Linked DNA regions of Homo sapiens: region 1 is linked to region 2. Evidence: chromatin loops called from intact Hi-C (ENCODE). Cell type or tissue: PC-3. All regions are shown on one strand. Links, peaks and the distances in the headings refer to the core of each region. The heading gives the core; the rest is flanking DNA.

Region 1 (5,304 bases), core at 70-5,069, 400 kb after region 2:
AAAGATACTCATAGCCAGAACTCCATGAGAAAGGGCTGAAATATTCATAGCTGAAAATTTCATAGCTGAAAATACTGAAATATTTCTGAGGACTTGCTGCTGAAAAGGTCAGGAAATGGATCATCGACTCAGATCTACAAATTCGAAATTGTACTAAGTCTTGCTTTTCCCCCCACAAAGTATGGGAATACATAGAATGCCAGATGGAGCATGGGTCTGTTTCAACTACCAGCTCTCGTGGTAGTTGAAAATGGCTGTGTGGTTGCTCCACCATGGTTGCTTAGATGAGTAAAGGCTTTATTTGGAAAAAATAATGATAGTTACAGTCTCATGTAGTATCATGTTACAAGTGAAACTCATTCATTGAACACCAAAACTGTATGGTTAAATATGCTTGAAAGATTGTCTATAAAATAAAAAGGTTAACTTCACGGCTTATCTGTTCCTTATACATTGCATATCTGTACATAAAGTTTTCTACATTTAAGCTATAATGTTTTCCTAAATGTGCATCATGGAAACTGTAAATCCAGATACTTCATTCCATGTATAATTGAGATCAACCTCTGCAGAAAACTGGGACACCTCAATTATATAATCCCAGTCCAGTCCACACCATCCTTGTTATTTATAATGTCAATCTCATTCTATATTGCCCATCTCTAAAATAATAAATATCATAGGTAGTTGTCATATATAAACCTTGATGATTTGTTATTTTAATTAAAAGAATTTTAAAATGTTGATGCAAGACAACGTTGATGATTTCAAACAGAATACAATTCCTGAATAAAGCAAGCCAGAAATCTTACATGAGACTATCTTTAGAAAACAATTATTGTGATCATATATCCTCTAGCAAGTTGTTCACTTTTAATTCAAATGGTCAAGAAGTCTGAGTATCTTTTATTTCCTGAAGGGATGTATATATTTGAAATCTGGCACAACTCACTGTATGTCAGTACATTAGATATAGGGGGAAGAACAATGAAGAAAAAGAAAATATATGAAAATAGACAGATGATTTTGGGAAGCTTACATGCCTTTGGGGGAAAAGAGGTATGAAATAGCTGCTAGCACCCTTGAAAATACTGCTTATGTGCCTCATTATGCCACCTAGATTTCCAGACTGTCACATTCAATGAGGTCTTTGTGAGCCCATGATGCTAGGGCTGTCAGCCTGATAGTCTATAATTTGGAATGACTCCCACCCCTGCCATTTTGTAATGCTTCCTGAAAAGCAATGGAGGAACCTTGCTGGATATTCTCTCTAACTTCATTTAATAGAGTATTTCATGGTTTCAGTAAGAACAGCTCTGCTACTGATGCGCTGGGGCATCCAGTCATCCATTCATGCTTTTTCTTTTTTAAATAACAGGCCTCAGCATGGAAAATTGCATTTGATTCAATTCGTAGAAATTAATGCTATATATAGTGCCCCCAAATTCACCACCCTAGTTGCAACTTCTACAATCAGCCTCATCCATTCTCTCAGTTCTGTAGCCTCTCCCCTGAGATTCTGATTGCACATATTGGGCCATTTTTGGAGAGCTAGATGTGTCTTCTTAGAGAAAGTGCACATTGTCTAGGAGTGGGGCAGCAGTAGCTTAATGCATCTTGTAGTTCTCCATTGGAATGACTGGAATTCTGTGTAGCTCCAGAAGGAATAGTTAATCTCTCTTTCTCCTAACATGTGCTTCTTGATGCAGGATTGAGTGGATCTTGTTTCCCTGGAATGCCCCTAGATTCTGTCCTAGCCTTGGTTTGAGGGCAAATCACTGATGAGGTGGGGACTGGGAGACACATCTATTGAAGCTTCCAGAAGCCTGGTAGGAAGACAAGGTCAGCAAGGGAGTGAAGTACGTGATTCGGTGCCTGAAGGAATTATCAGGTGACCATGAGGGCCCTACACTATGGGAATCAGTGAGATGTGAGATCATCTACAGAGCTATTTTCCTAAAGAGGAAGAGGATGGATCACTTTCCTTCCTTCTTACAACATCCTCCCCAAGCTTCTCTTTTCTTTAGAGAATGACGGCCACCGGCCACCTACCACCCACCACCCACCTCCCTTGGAGGACTGTAGAATCAGGTATTTTTAACAAATATAGAGAAACTGTTTTGAAGATAGGGTTCATATTCTCACGTCTGATTTTGGCAGGTGTAATATATGTTTGGCAGGGGGATAAACTAGGTCTTGCATCTTTGAAGAGATGCTGCTGGGATCAAAGCAGTATGACAACAGAGGAAGGAAAGAGAAGACAAGAGAGTCTTAGTATAGCACTGAAGTCCCAGCACCAAATTATTTCGGGAACAGTATCTTCCTCTTCCTGACTGTTCTCTCAATGTGTGTCCTTGTTTTCTTGCCTCACACAAACATTCAGATGTCCTCAATGCCCTCAGTTCATTTCTGTTCCTAGCTAGCCAAGAATAATTATTTCTGTTCACATTTTCCTCTTACTATGGCCTCTCTCACATCATGAGTTTACACTATTACATTCCAAGGACTATGCACTTGATTTAGGTATATTTGCTAGGAATATAGTCCTCTCTGCTTGAAGAGAAGTCTCATTTGCTGTCCTGTGCACTCTCTCTCTCAACTTTTTCCCTCTAGTTTAGTACAAAGAATCTGCAATCTGCTTTCAGTCATCACTGTTGACACACCAGAGAAATATGACTCTAATTTTTCAAAGAAAATATGAATCACGTAGTGTTCCCCACACAGACAGTACCCTCCTCTGTTAGCTAGCTGTACAATCTAAAATTCTGAGCATTACTTTTCACACAAGCAATGGTCAGATTATTGGGACTGTACAGAGCAGAGCGCCACGGCACCAGGATATGACCTCATCTGCTCTGAGGAACTAAGTGGGGTTGAGCTGTGTCCATGTTTGGAGGGGCCTACTTCCAGTGGAGAGAAGCCCAGAAAGGGTCAGCAATTTCTCATTTTGGACAACAGCCTGCTTCTTTGATGAGAACACTTCAATTGAAAATTAAAATGCAATGATAGGCTCATTATTGTCACAGAAAACTGCTTAATAGAGAATAAACTCTGTTTTTTTACTACCAAGCAACTAAATGGCATAGAAAAAGAAACATCAACTAAATGGCATAGAAAAAAATTAATTCATGGTTCATTTTTGTGGGTGACATGGACAATGGAAATAATGGAAATAAGGTTTGTTTCCAAATCAACAACATCTAAGGTGTGTGTTATGGTCAGAACAGTTTTAGCTTGTTTTTTGTATGTGCAGTACTTTGCATGGAAATTTCCTGATGATGCCCCTGTCATTGCAAGACCTTGAATATCCTTGATTCATCCAGATAACTATTTCCAAAGCCTTCCAGTAAAATGCAGAACGATTGCTAATGAGAATTAACTATTAAACTATTGGGACGGTACTCAGGAACCAGAATATTGCATGAACCAAAGCATCCCATTCTCTAGCCCCTCAAATAAAAGGAATTTATTGTCTTTTGATGACAAGACAGAGGAAGGATATATGAAGTAGCAGAAGGTGAATATTCAAGAGCAGCACTTAAGCCTCAATCCTGTCATTACACCCTGACTAATGAAGGTTCCCGCAAATATCACTTGGACTCAACTCTCACAGTCTCTCATTACTCATCGGTTACTGCTTCGAGGCTTTTTATCTGACCCACTGTGAGGGGGATGCATTCCAAAGCTGAGAAAATTATTTCCCTTGAGCGTGTTCAGGTGGGTGGGTGAATTTACAGTTGCAGGCGTTCAAGAATGTATTGGTGACAGCAAGATTCCTTCAGGTTCATTTCAGCTGCCAAAGAAATGACTCTGCTGAATATTGATTCTGTCCTGCTTTAGGTGTTGCCCTTGGAGGCAGTCACCATCCACAAACATGCATGTAAACTCATACTCATGCATCCCACACAGCAACGGCACATTACTCTTAGATAAGGTCAGGCAGCTACATCTTCCAGGATCGACGCTGGGCAGAGAACCATTCTAGACGGTGTGTGTGCTGGGGGAGGATGGAGGGTAATTACACCGAAAATAGAGAATATGTTTTAGTAATCTGAAGGTATTGATGGTTTAACAAGAAACATAAAATTAAAGTCTACTAGTACATACAAATAAAATGGGCAATAAAATATATGCATAAACAACTGAACCAGTACAGTGACAATACTGGCATTTTTGTATGAAGCAATCCTAAACATTTTCATATGAAGAAAAAGGTAAAGAAGCATAAATTAAAAGGATAACTTGAAGAAGACCATAGGTAGCATGTCAGGCCTGACATGCTACCTTAGAAGAGATGAATTAAATCTTAGAAGAGATGAACGAAAACCTAATATTTTTCTAGTCTTAGGGGAAAGACATGAAGTCAGTGTAGTTAAGACAAATGAATTCCATGGGGCAGCCTATCCAAGATTGTTGTTCTCAAAATCCATGCAATGTTCAGAAGTATTTCTATTTTTTGGAAAATAAATTCTGGTTTCAGAAAGCAACAAACAATATTCTCTCTTAGAGATTAACAAAGAATATCAACATCTTAAGGGCCCTGAAGATTCTTCTGCAATACAGCTCTCTTAACTCTAGCTATTTTAGTTCCATGTTTCCCAACATTCTTTGATTAGGAGGGCTTCTTTTTGTTGTCCCAGGAATATTGTAGGAATCTTTACGATACAGTTGAAGAAGCAAATAGAATGGAATTATCAAAGATGATGTTGAGTACATATATCTTCCTTTTTTCCTTGCTAGGAGAACCATGGAAATACTTTTCCCAATGGCCTTAGGAACTTGCAAGTTTCTATCTTGTTCATCAACCTATCTTTAAAAAAAAATCTTTTGAGTCAAGTTAATAGGATTATTTCATTTCAAAAACATTTAGGACCTGATTGCCTTTATCAAACAAGCTCCTATAATCTTTTGAATATATTTGCTATAGTTTGCACTGAATCATCAAAAGGAAAACTGTGGTAAAGAATACATTATGCCGTCTAGAAGCATTTTACATGGAGGAGCATGAAATCAGGAACCCGAGAGATCACACTTCAAAGAACTGCAATGCAATTATGGTTCAATGTTGTGTATTGTTTTTAATGCATTCAGTTATGATACATCAAGATGAAGGTAGTTGAAATGATTTTTGTTAATCATAGCTTATCATCAAGCTGAGTTACTTCTTGTTTGTCACAGATTTGGTAATACTTGTTCAGTTGTCTCTAGTCTAAATGTATATAGGGATCCTAGTAATAACTAGCTTAGGAACTGGCTACTGGAGACAAAAGTCACAAACAATGTTTATCACTAGATTCTTTTAAA
Region 2 (5,304 bases), core at 159-5,158:
ATGCTCGAAGGATTTACCACTTTGAGTTAGTAGGTTTATGATGGTTGGTGTCCACAGTAATTAAAACAATTTTTTGAAGGCTATATAATGATATGAAACCCAGAGTATACTCGATATAGTCAAGGACTATCATTGCACTTGACTGTTACATAATTCTGACTGGACTGAGGCTTCATTGATGTCTTTTCATTTAAGCAGACATTCCTTAAGTGCTGACAATGGATAAGGGACTATGGTAGGTGCAAAGACGGTCACAGAGATGAGGAACACATGATTCTTGTTCCCAAGGAATCTACAATTTTTGGCTTTTCATTAGTTTCTTTTCACTAATAACTATATTAGAGAATAAGTTAATTACTGCCAGGGAAGTGAGTTTGAATTTAACTCAATTCAGAGTTAGGAAATTAAAATGCCAATTTACCATCAGTTTGCTCTTGTGCCTTGAGCAAAATTGTTTGTATCTCTAGTCTTTATTTCTCTTACTTCTAAGATAAAGCGGTTAGGCCATACAATTATAAAATATTTTTGTACTTCTAAAATTCAATGTTAAAAACTTTATGTTAAAAAAGCCAATGAGTCAGGTGCAGTGGCTCACGCCGGTAATCCCAACACTTTGGGAGGCTGAGGCAGGTGGATCGCCTGAGGTCAGGAGTTCGAGACCAGCCTGGCCAACATAGTGAAACCTTGTCTCGATAAAAATACAAAAAATTAGCTGGTCGTGGTTGCGGGCGCCTGTAATCCCAGCTACAAGGGAGGCTGAGGCAGAAGAATTGCTTGAACCTGGGAGGTGGAGGTTGCAGTGACCTGAGATCGTGCCATTGTACTCCAGCCTGGGCAACAAGAGCAAAACTGCATCTCAAAAAAATAAAAACAAACAAACAAACAAACAACCAACCAAACAAAAACCAATGAACAAAAGAAGATACAAGAATTGCTAATAAGCACATGAAAAGATGTTCAAAATCTTTAGCCATTAGGGAAATGCAAATTAAATTTCAGTGGGATATCATTTCACATCCACTAGAATGGCTATAATAAAAAAGACAATAACAAGTGTTGGTGAGGATATGGAGAAACTGAAATTTTCATGTATTGCTGGTGTGAATTTAAAATGGGGGAACTGCTTTGGAAAACAGTTTGTCAGTTTTTCAAAAATTTAAATTTACTATGTGACCCAGCAATTCCATTGCTAGGAATCTACCCAAGAGAGATGAAAGCATGTATCTACACAAAGATTTGTATGCAAATGTTCATGGCAGCATTATTCACCATTGACAAAAGTGGGAAATAATCTAAATACCCACCAACTTGCTAATGGATTAAAAAATGATATATAACTATAATTGAATACTATTTAGCAACAACAAAAAGTATAGGTAACTGATGCCTGTTACAACATGGATAAATTTTAAGTGAAAAAAGCCATATGCAAAAGAGCACATATTGTATGATTCAATGAACATTCCATAGATGATATGTCCAGAAAGGCAAACCTACAGAGACAGAAAGCAGATTAGTGTTTGCCTGCCACTGGGAGTAGAAACAGCAGGGTGGTGACTGCAAATGAACATGAGGGAGCTTTTCAGAGGAATCTAATGTTCTCAAACTGGATTTTGGTAATGGTTGCAGAACTCTGTAAATTTATTAAAAGTAATTGAATTGTACACTTAAAATGGATGCATTTTATAGCATGTAGATACTATAAATGTTATATAAGTATATCTATTTAATTTAGAGTATATATATACATATATGTGTACATATACTCTCTATATGTACATATATAGATACATACATATATATACACATATATGTATATATATACTCTAGTCTCATATGGATCTAGTAAATTTCTACATCAGTCAAAGAGAGAAAAACATCATCTACATATATATCCTTTACTCCTGTTTTAGTCTATTTCGTGATGCTATAACAGAATACAAGAGGCTGGGTAATTTATGAAGAAAAGGGTTTGTTTTTGTTTTTGTTTTTGTTTTTGTTTTTGTTTTTAAGCTCACAATTCTGATGACTGGAAAGTCCAAGATCATGGCACTGGCATTTGCTCAGCATCTGGTGAGGGCCACGTACTGTGTCAAGACATGGTAGAGACATGGAAAGGTGAGTGGGTGTATAAATAAAGCAAACACGAGGAGGAACAACCTGCTCTTGTGGTAACCAATCTAGTTCCGTGAGAGTGAAAACTCATTCCTGTGAGATGACATTAATTTATTCATGAGAAATCTGCCCCTATGACTCACCTCCCACTAGGCCCTACCTCCCAATGCTGCTACATTTAGGAATCAAATTTCAACGTGAGTTTCGGCAGGGGCATACTACATCCAAACCACAGCAACCCTTTATATTCCTTCTCTATCTATACTAATAGTTTAAGCCCTATCTGAGGGGTAAACTGTAGAACACATGACTTAAAATGAAGGTAGTTTCATAGCTCTGACAAAATGATAACACCACAAGTAACATAATAATAAAATACTTATGATTTTTATTATTTTACTTTAGTTCCAATCCTTACATTATCTGATTTAAACCAAAGGAGCAACAAGAAATCAAAGCTTGGATTAAGAAAAGCATTGATCTGAAGGGACCAAGAACCAACTCATTTGCATTCATGGAGTGTTCTTTTAGAGTACTTGCTTTTACAGATAGACTGGTCCATCTGCAGTGAACAAGCAGGCCTGTTTACGTAGCAGTTGGCTTTCTTATAGTTCTAGAGAAATATCAGTGGTTGAGATAATTATACAGTGAGACTACAGTTATTGTGGGGAAATTGCCTTGTCAAAGATGGGTGTGCAATAATGCAGTCTCTGCAAAAAGCCATGCCACAGCCTTTTCATCACTTTATTATTAACTCCATAGTTACCAATTTATCATGGTAACTAGCGTACATTTTTAAAAAATATGAAAAGGTAAAAAAAACTCAACAACTATGTAACCTCAATGTTACAAATTTTTATACCTATTAGAGGCAAATTATTCTAAATTTTTAGTATGTCTATATCATTTTAGTTCTTTCCCCTTCCTTTTCATTTTTCTTACATAACCATGGTTACCACTCATTTGCTCATGCCATGAGATATTGTTGGAGGTGGGTGGGTAAGGTAATCTGAATTATAGAGGCAGGGAAGGTAAATTTCCTTTCTTTTTCTTTCTTGGATCTTATATATGTGTCACTTGAGTTCAATTTTTCAGCATGTATCTTTTTGAGTACTAGTTATGTACCCGAATGGTGATGATTAAGAAAGACTTGGTTTCTGGCCAGGCACAGCGTCTCATACCTGTAATCTCAGCTCTTTGGGAGGCCGGGGTTGGTGGGTCACTTGAGGCCAGGAGTTTGAGACCAGCCTGGCCAACATGGTGAAACCCTATCTCTACTAAACATACAAAAATTAGTCCAGCGTGGTGGTTTATGCCTGTAATCCCAGCTACTTGGGAGGCTGAGGCATGAGAGTCACTTGAACTGGGGAGGTGGAGGTTGAAGTGAGCCGAGATTGTGCCACTGCACTCCAGCCTGGGCAGTAGAAACTCTATCTCAAAAAAAAAAAAAAACCAAAAAAGCAAAAATTTGTCCAGTGTGGTGGTTTATGCCTGTAATCCCAGCTACTTGGGAGGCTGAGGCATGAGAGTCACTTGAACCTGGGAGACGGAGTCTGGTGGGGGAAGGGGAGAAACAGAAACATAAATGATCAGCACAAATGGTGTGAAAAATACTAGATAAATGCAAACTTGGGTACTATGGGAACTAAGGGGAGAGGATACCTACAGAATAAATCATGCAACCGACCTTGTCCATGGCTTCTCTGTGAATGACTTCTAGGCCTTGATGGTTCAATTGTCTTGTGAAATTTGTGCAACGAGACAGTCTTATATCTGTGCCAAGAAGTACTATAAATTCCCATTGCTTGAAAAAATATATTCCCCATGATTGGCTGACAATTTGCAATTACGTAACTAGGCATAAATAAATATAATGTATTCATATGAAGATATAAGTAATTGTGGGAGACATAATGTTTTTAGCTGTATAAATTCTTTAGCCTTAACTGTACACATGCTTTTTGGAAAGTAGGTTCAGGTGGAGGAGAGGAAAGAAAATCTGAGGCCCTCAAATACCTTGTTAAGTGGATAAGTGGAAGCTTGTACAACAAAATAGGAATAAAGATAACTGAGAAAGGGAAATGTGCAGGAGATCACCCTAAATTATTTCACAATTTTGCTTAAGAATCTCCCTCACACTACATATAAGCTCTGGCAAGCAAAGACTATTGCTGCTTTAAGTTAATGATGACATGGCCACAGAGAGGAACTTATGGCTTCAGTCAAAGCAAACCACATGGGTAATTCACTGGCCTCTTGCACTGTTAAGAACTGTGACATCCCTTCACTGTGACGTGACATTTGTCGTCTGACCTCATTCTCTTAAAATGGTTGCTTTCCCATTGGCTTTCTGGCTTCACTCCCTCTCAGTTTGGTATCAATATACATGGACAGCTTTCTGACTCAATCAGGGCTTGTTTCTAGTGTTTTCTTTCAGAAATCTCTTTGGTTGATAACCTAATTCTGGGAATAGTAGCAGTGATTCTAGGACCCCAAGAGACAAAGCACACTCGAGATTCTAGCTCCTAGGAATCATAATAGTCAATCATTAGATTAAGATCCTATTTTCATAATTCCTTTGACAGAGTCAGTGTTTCTTAAAGGGTGATTCCTGGGCCACCTGTATCAGAAATTACCTGGTGGGGCTGATTACAACTGTAGATTCCTGATTCTCTTCCAGAGCAGAATATCTAAGTGTGGGCCCTGGGGATTGTTACGCTTGCTCAAGTTTGAGAATCTCTGGGATAGCTAAAACAGCAAAGTTCCATAGGACTATAGTGTGTGAAAAATGATTGACAAACAACAGGACCCCCTAAAGGCTCAAGAGGGTCAACAAAAAAGAGAACTTCAAGGGCCTACTGAAGCACAGAAAGAAGAGTGCAGTCTGATAGGCATCCATTGGGCTAGAAGAGACTTTTCAGAAGACAGGGAGACCAGGGTAAATACCATATATTGAAGCTGCTGTCCCAGCAATGGACGGTTTATACAGATGCCCTAGGCAGAAGTGGCTGCTGATTCCACATCAGAACTGATTTTTTGTTTCATTCTTTTGGTGTTTACTGTACACTACTGTGTACTTATCAAAGATTGTTATCGAGGGGCAGAGAAATTTGCCAGGGCTTTGCCCTCAAGAAACTTGTGATCTAGTTGGGGAGCCACTTAGAAAGGAGTCTAAAATGGGCAAATTGA

What was found. A loop is a pair of places that touch in the nucleus more often than their neighbours do. Peaks named below come from ENCODE experiments on the same cell type or tissue, not always from the same donor. Only the 100,000 strongest peaks of a DNase experiment are listed, where the experiment ranks them.
Region 1: it touches region 2 in a loop (6-fold over the local background); 2 of 110 quality-filtered maps call a loop at or near these places.

The regions. Positions count from the first base shown.
Region 1 is chr2:150,641,908-150,647,211 of GRCh38, reverse strand. No RefSeq gene overlaps it. Among named protein-coding and RNA genes, the nearest start is that of LINC02612, 16 kb to the right of the region's middle. In PC-3, for the core only: no CTCF peak of the experiment used is centred there; a DNase peak (open chromatin) is centred at 2,741; H3K4me3 peaks cover 339 bases; H3K27ac peaks cover 2,161 bases.
Region 2 is chr2:151,040,583-151,045,886 of GRCh38, reverse strand. It overlaps LOC105373686 (a long non-coding RNA gene), which reads left to right. Exons shown (of 4, transcript XR_002959484.1): 4 at 2,014-2,051. Among named protein-coding and RNA genes, the nearest start is that of RBM43, 220 kb to the left of the region's middle. In PC-3, for the core only: no CTCF peak of the experiment used is centred there; a DNase peak (open chromatin) is centred at 2,216; H3K27ac peaks cover 2,054 bases.